Regions from separate parts of the Mus musculus genome. Here region 1 is linked to region 2. A link is a contact called in ENCODE Hi-C or POLR2A ChIA-PET data. All regions are on one chromosome and are shown on one strand. The core of a region is the stretch at or near the end of the contact, and the rest is flanking DNA. Distances in the headings are between cores, read along the strand shown. Region 1 overlaps Lpp (LIM domain containing preferred translocation partner in lipoma). Region 2 holds the start of A230028O05Rik (RIKEN cDNA A230028O05 gene).

What was found. Hi-C counts contacts between places; a loop is a spot of excess contacts on that map. ChIA-PET counts read pairs that join two places held with the same protein, here RNA polymerase II (POLR2A).
Region 1: a loop to region 2 is called in a map of heart, with 2.4 times the contacts of the local background. The contact joins the enhancer-like site here to the promoter of A230028O05Rik in region 2. A Hi-C loop is called at or near these places in 4 of 37 maps with a recorded cell type or tissue (heart and left cerebral cortex). POLR2A ChIA-PET finds 5 or more read pairs at or near these places in 3 of 5 experiments (Patski and embryonic stem cell).

Annotation. Positions count from the first base shown.
Region 1 is chr16:24,957,334-24,961,309 of GRCm38, forward strand. The region is part of intron 10 of Lpp (LIM domain containing preferred translocation partner in lipoma); the gene reads left to right. Among named protein-coding and RNA genes, the nearest start is that of Gm52245, 18 kb to the left of the region's middle. Within about 2 kb of position 1,503, at least 1 of the 3 ENCODE cell types and tissues checked has a DNase peak (open chromatin) inside an H3K27ac peak, as active enhancers do; it is heart, where a contact is called at or near this core.
Region 2 is chr16:25,057,903-25,061,718 of GRCm38, forward strand. It overlaps A230028O05Rik (RIKEN cDNA A230028O05 gene), which reads left to right and starts at 1,737. Exons shown (of 3, transcript NR_040374.1): 1 at 1,737-1,901.

The sequences.
Region 1 (3,976 bases), core at 253-2,752, 100 kb before region 2:
TCTAGGGAGACCTGTGTGCGGTTCGCAGCAGGAAAGACATGTGATCTTGTATATTCCTTCTTTTGGTCATTGTCATTCCTTCAGAGACTTGAAATATATCTGAGTTTCTTTGCATCCAAACTTTATTATGCACATTAAAAATTTAAGGCATGTGGGGTAGTGGAGGGGGAATGGCATGTGTTTGTGAAGTACATGCATTTATGAAGACCTGGTTCAGCTGTAGAGTCAGAAAACAACCTACAGGTTATTCATTTCCCTCTCAGTGAGGAAATAGATGCACTGTGGGTAGGTACCAGACTCCTGCTGTGCTGATGTCCTGCCTTTTGCCCCTGCTTCATTCCACTCTGACCCAAGTCTAGTTAATGCAAGGAGACAGCACTTATATATTATGCCAGGCATCTATGTGTTTAACTACCATTGAGTTGCTAAAGAGGAAAGAGAAGCAGCTACCCATATAATATACACTCTCCACATTTCTCCAACTGATGTCTCGAATAACCTTCTGTTCCTTTGTAGATTATTGCAACTCTGAGGTGCTATCTTGAGTTAAGATCTCTTGTAATATGTACACTTATCATATATGTCCACATATTTGCAGTATTTCTTTTCTCTTACAAAATATTGTTTTTACCAGTTATGTAGATAGGAGTCAGGCAGGACTGTGCAAGACTGTGTTCAATCCCTGTCTACCAACTTATGACTTTGGATACATGTAAATTTTAAAAAAAAGAATCTATGTTTTACTGTCTTGTATGAAATTCTAACAATGTTTTGATCCTGGAGTTACTTTGAGAATTTAATGAGTTAAATTGATTTTGAGAGAAAGAGAGAGAGAGAGAGAGAGAGAGAGAGAGAGAGAGCGCCAGAGAGAGCCACACCAAGCATTTACCATGGAGCAGACACCTATTACTGAAGATCTTTCTCTGCTTTTCTTTCTTCCTCTCTTTTTTAAGTCTCCTCCCAACCAAAGACACTTTCCCTGAAAGAAATTCAAGGTAGATTATTAGCTCCTTAACAAATGCTTTCCAGAACCCCAGAGCAATGTTTTCAGCCTGTCAAACAAGCAGAGAACTGTTTTTAAAGCTGTATGTGCCTGGCCTCCTAACCCCAGAGTTAAGGACCAAATAGGCTCAAAACTTACTGTTTTTTTTTCAAATGAAGCCTTCCAATTCAGGAGCTGTGTGAATGTGCCTTATATCCTCTGTGTCAGCATGGAAAAGGGACATGGAAATGCTGAGTGACATGGCAGATATTACTCTGGTTATCTAAGGGGATGATGGGATAGCACAGTAGAGGAAGCAAAATTATGTATTTTCTGATGAAAATTAAGGGTACTTAGTAGGAGATCCTATGGGAAACATCTTTCAACATGTTTGCAAAAAAACCCCTAAGAGAAGAAATTTGATTATAAGATTAGTAATCAAAATAACAATATATCACATGACAGAAACCTAAATGCCATTTGTGACTGCACTACTTAGGCAGGGGTATGCAGGACACACACTAGCTCTAGAGCCTACAGTTCTGTGTTCTATTCTGGGCGCCATGTGTTGAAGGGATCCAAGATAAACTGGAACTTGTGCTGAGAATAGTGGTTGGGGGGATAAGAGACAGAAATAGCCCATAAGAAAGGGTGGAAAGATTCCAGGTAGTTATCCCAAGAGAAGGCTCAAAAAAGACAATATTTTCAGTACTCTTTAGGGTTGTTGCATAGAAAAGCAACAGACTTGCTTATAGAGGACAGAAGGAAGATTAAATATAATCTTCTAACAATTAAGTGGGCCAGTAGAATGGATACCTTCCAAAAGAGTCTACTGTCCCTAGAAATGATAATTTCAGGCTAGATAAGCCCTCACCAACTAGGGGTGCTATGCAGGAAATGTACTCACCAAACCGACTGGCACAGATAAAGACCAAGATCTCACTTACTCTAATACACTGCCCTAGTCCTCTGTGAAACTTTTAACTGCTATAAATTCTTGGTTATGCAGCTAAAGAAATATATTGCTTTTGTTAATTGAAAAAAAATTCAAGAAAGTTCTCTTCTCTTTTTTTCCCACTAATTTATTTATCCATTTTCCTATTAATGAAAGTTGTTGTCTTCGCATTCAAAGATGTTAAGAATAGCAGTAGGTTGCCGGGCAGTGGTGGCACACTCCTTTAATCACAGCACTTGGGAAGCAGAGGCAGGTGGATTTCTCAGTTTGAGGCCAGTCTGGTCTACAGTGTGAGTTTCAGAACAGCCAGGACTAAACAGAGAAACCCTGTCTCGAAAACAAAACAAAACAAAACAAACAAACAAACAAAGAATAGCAGTAGGTGCTCTGGAAGAGAATGAATCACCATGCATGATCCTGCACCCGGATGCTCATGTTGTTTCCTGGAATAAATAATGACTTGCAAGACTTGAAAACCCCATCACCCACTCTATGGAGAAGGAAAGTCTGATATGTATTCTTACCTTCTGGTTTGTCAGTATTTTCACTCAGCATACCCTGTCATTTTGAATAAAACTCTCTTTTGGAATTTACAGTCCATTGATCATGAGACTTCCATGTGTATTTTTCATTCATTATTACATTCAGCCATTCATTTGGGTATTTACCAAACAATTTCTACTGTGTTTTGTGAAACATATCTAGTGCCACCAACATAAAATAAGTTTAAATGTCTAACTTTGAACAGCTTTTACATATATGGAAGCTATGCTGTCTTAATATGACAGCCACCATAACTGCTTGATAAAAAAAAAAATTTTTGGTCACAAAGCAATCTTTTTCCCTCCTATATCCAGTTGGTCAGGGGTCTGGTAGTCTCTCAGCCAGGAAGCTCTAGGTCATAGACAGTGCTGAGTGTTCTGAACTGAGGCCTCTCAGAGGCCTGGACTACTGATCAGCTACCTTGGAACAAGTAGGGCTTCTCATTGATGTGCCCCAACTAAAGGTGGACTCTTCAATGTAATAACACTGATGTAGAACCATCCTGTGGCAATTCAAGAGAAAAGCATTTTGTGTGTGCTGCAGAGAGTCATCCAGAGCCACAAGACTCCATTGACTAGGTCTGTCTCAGTAGCCCAGCTCTTCAGCACGTGTCACAAAGGATGATGGAGTACATTTTGCTGTATCCCTCTTTGTAGATTTCATGTAAAGAGGTAACACTCTATGCAGGTCACTGCCTTAAAGAATACAGGACCGCTGTGTGAAAGGGCAGAAGAATGGAGAAAACAGTAACAGAGGTAACAGCTGTACGCCCTTGACCTTTGGAAAGGAAAATCTCAGAGCAGAGGTCCCAATTAATGAAGAGCAAGAACACAGAGAAGTTTGGGTTGGTTTCTGAGCGAAGACTGGAGAATGGGATACCTGTCTGCAAAGGGAAGGTCCCATAGGGATCCAGAAGGACCAAACTGTCCACTTAGAGCTGGCCTTCGAAAGCCTTCCCTCGTGTCAGAGCACAGACACTCAGAATGATCTCTTGAGCAATCTCCTCTATACTTTCTTTCCTTTGATAGTAAACACACCGTCTCTGTTAAAATCTGCTTCCCAGCTAAAACTGAACACAGACTCCAAACCACCAAATCACTTTGGACTTTTCTTTTCTTACACCCCACCAACAACTGGGATGGCATGCATTTGAACAAACCAAAAGTGATTTCGCTCTTCTAGTTTTCAGAGCTTTTTGGCTAAATGCAGAGTGAGAAATTCATACCTTTTTCAAACAGTGTGGGTTCTTTTTCCCAGTTCCTCTCATCCATCTGGTTCTCTGGAGGTCTTGGAATCCAGGAAAGTGTTAGTTCACTGTGCTGAAATCCAAAAAAGACTGCTAAACTGTGAAAGAAAATTTGCATTCCAGAGACACCAAAGGAGTTAGTCCACAACTCTGTGCAGCAAGGAGCAAACATCTGTATGTTCTGCCTCCTTTGTCTTTGAGGCAGTTGGAAAACCCTGTAGCATGGAAGAAACCCTGCATTCACTGAGCC
Region 2 (3,816 bases), core at 487-2,986:
AAGTGTGGACAAAACTGGTATGGTGATGTGGGGACCAGAGAGCAAATAATCAGATTGCTCACAGCAATATTTCTCTGTGACTGAGTGGGCTTGTGGTCGGATCTAAGAAAGAAGTAAGTGTGTTGACCTCAACTCAGGATGCAGACAGGCCCACTTTGGGCTCTCTCCATACAGACTCACCATCAGATGACCATGAGCCAGTCATTTCCTCCCTCCAAGACTCTTCAAGGACTCCATCAAATGGGCATGAGGCTCCATTGTGCTTATGCAGACTGCAGTTGGTCATCAAGGTCATGGAAAGTCTTGGCTAGCTGTGAGTGTGAACCCGAGGTGGGTGTAAGACGCTGACAGGGAAGGAAGTTTTGCCCCCTCTGTAGTTCCTCACAGGGCATTGTGCTGACAGAGCCGTAACAGATTGACTCATACAGAACACTAGGGAAAATGGGCATGATTGCCAGTTCCTAGGCCTGGAACTGGCTTCAGCTGGTTTACTGGTGGGATTCAGGGATGGGAGGTGCAACGGGTAGGTGCCACACTCAGGAAAGAGGGGTATTCTAGAAGGAGGGGTGTTCTTCCGTGCCAGAGGTTCAGGATGGGAGACGTTAAGCTCCAGTCTGGGCAGGCAGAGGAAGGGGCTGGCAGGACCCCATGCTTCTCTTTAGCTTCACACTGACTTCCCGCTCTCACAGACACGTCTCAAAACTCTGTCTCAGCCTCCGTTTCTCCAGCTGTAAATTGCAAAGACCCTACTTTTCAACATTTTGAGAAAGGCCTAGTACCCTCTCTCATCTACTCTGCGAGACTACTAAGGAGTGGTGAAGTTGTTCCAATAGTCGCTTGGTTTCTGCCCTGAGCTCAAGTTCTTTTAAGCCAGTTCTGGAATCCTTTGGGTGGTGGAGCGCACAAGGATTCCTGTGTGTCAGTAAGTGAGCGTACGTGACAGAGGGCTTTTAAATGAATCACTTTGTATATAGCAGGGCCGCACCTGCTCCTCAGACTCTGAAGGCAGTGCGAGCAACAAGATCATTCAAAAGCGCCGCTTTCCATTCAGGTCTATAATTAGCCAGCAGGCTGTTCACCCCTGGAGCTGCTGGGACGGGCCTGGGGCAGCCTGGAGGGGCGGAGCCGAGCCCCTAGGCCCGCCCCTTGGATTCCTCCTCCCGCTGTCCTGTCGGGTCTCCGGTTGTTCTCCCCACCCCCATCTGCGTTCTGGACCGTGCCGGGCTCTACGGGGCAGGATTCCTGGAGGACAGGGCCTGTCCACCCTCCTTTCGGGCTCCCTCTCCAGCTAAGAAGCCCCTCGAGGGATGCGACTCCCCTGGAGCAGCTGTATTTAGAGTGGCATCCTCTTCCCCGCCAGCCGGCTTCTGCGTCCCGCTCTCGGGGCTACCGCCCGCTCACCCCGCCCAGCTCTCCGGGCCCCTCCCAGCCGCCTCTCCCTCTTTGTCGCATTACATAGTAATCTGAGATGCATTGGATGGGCTCCAGGGAACAGAATGTACTTGGCAGAGGCGCGGGGCTTGATGTCTGCAAAATGTCGGAAACTCAGCCAAGAGCTGCTAACTGGGTCATTAACCTCCAAAAGCGAAGCGAGGGCTGTAGGCCCTCTCTGCCTCCCTTCATCTCGCCAATAAAAGTGCCTCAGTGTGAAGGAAAGAAAAAGCCCAAGGTTGGCTGCTTTGATTTCTAGGCACTGAAGGCAGACCGGTCTCCTCCCCCTGCCCGCGCCCCAGCTCCTCCCGGCTGCCTTTCTGTTCGGAACCAAGAGTTTACAAGTGGCCTTTCAAAGGCCCAGCAGCCCTGCAGGGCCAAGCTGCAGCATCTGTGAAGATGTTACCCTCCGCCCTTCCCAACCGCACAGCCTCAGACCCATTTTCTCCCCCCTGGGTTGCGAGGGAGGGGTAAGTTTGGAGGTGGGGCGAAGAAGAAAGTTCTAGTTTAGTCCTTCGGCACTATTCTGCTCCTCCCCCTTTCTGCTTGCTACTCCTCTTCCTTCTACCCTTCCCCTCCTTCCTGCTGGAAAGCTTACGGTGCTCCATATACAAAGCCTGGCTGATGAGCTCCTGGCAGCAGCTGTCAATCCTTTCTCTGCCTGTTAACTGTTACCTGTTCTCAACCTACCTCACCAGTTGGTCTTAAGGACCAAAGGAGAAAGTCCCTCTTTGATCCTGTGACCTTCAGGTCTCTAAAAGCCTAAGGTCTCTAAAGTCCAAAGGAACTCCGGACTTGTAAGTCCTGGAAAGTAAGCAGAGAAAGAGTCTCCCAAAGGCGAAATATCAAAAAGGGAGAGCCACTAAAATCCACCCCCTTCAGATTTCTGGCCATGTTGGACTGCCAAAAAGGTACTTCCTGTGATCATCCAAACCCATTTCTCCGTGGCTAGAGACTCAGGGAGAATTTGGTAGTGAAACCCGGAAGTGGTGTCTTCCTCAGATGAGAGTCCTTGATGGAGAGAGAAGACCACTTGCCCAGCAGAGACAAAGCAAACCCGGGGAGGGGAGAATTGACTTGGCGAATCATACTTAGAAACAGATGTCAGCTTGTCTACACAGTAGGCCAAACCCAGCCCGGGGTGCCCATGTCATTCTTGCCGCGGTCTATGGCAGGCATATCCGATTGACCCTGCCTTTCCCTGAGCATCCCACAGAGGCTAGTTTCTGGGCTTGATGACCTCTGCCTGACTTCCTACTGCCATGCCTCAGTTCCTCTGTAGCCATCAAATCTCAACTTGGGTGCCCCCACCTCTCTTGCTGCCTTCTTTCAGTTTTTCTGAGAGATTTACTAATGTCCTCCAGATAACCAGTCCCTTTGTGCCTGTGTTAAGTCTCTTGTATGGGATATAAGTTATTATATAGTTATTGCTCCATGGGTAGAACTCATTCCTTGTCAATATCAACACCGATGGCAAAGGCCACCCAGCACCCACCCTTCTTGATTTGCCTTCTCTTTGTTTAGGTAGGCCTTCTATCTATCTATCTATCTATCTATCTATCTATCTATCTATCTATCTATCTATCTATCTAATATTACATATATTTTATAATAATTACATATAATTTATAGACAGGGATTATCTGTGTAGCCCTGGCTGTCCTGGAACTCGCTCTGTAGACCAGGCTGGCTTTTGACTCAGGGATCTGCCTGCCTCTGCCATCTTAGTGACGGGATTAAAGGTGTGTGCCACCACAGCCTGGAGTCCTGAATAGCTTCCTTCATCACGCTAAAATGTCTGGCTTGGGTTGCATTTTATGTAGTCACCTTACTGAGGGCCTTTATGTGAGTGTCTGGCTTGGTAAAAGTCATAGCTTGCCTTGAGGGCTGTCCTGGGGCTGGCCAACCCTTCTGTTCTCACCAGTCTTCTGGAGGCAGGCTTCCATATACTCTCTTCTTCCTCCCTTGAGATAGCCTCAGGGCAGGAAAAGCCGCATTTTCTTTTTGACAAGTTTTCCCGGGATTTCTTAATACTCTGATTCCACAAGAAGTAGCTCACCACAGCTCTTCTTATGCTTCTCAGCACCTACACAGAAAAACTGTCACTAGGTGTTATAAAAGAGGCCTTAGACTCCAGAGAAGCGCACCGCCTGTTTGGGGACGAGTCCCCACTTCCCACCTTAACTGGATGTTTGGCCTTGCCCGATATTTTTCACTGTGCACATCTTCAGAATTCTCACTACAAGTTTCCCAAGAAGCCCACATTTTGGGAAGCTCAGAGCTCCTAGGAAAATATAAAAACATTTCAAGTTCCTTTCAGAACGTAGAAAAGACCAAGTCCCTTACTGTTCGCATCACAATAAAGAACTTAATCAAAAGTGAGCC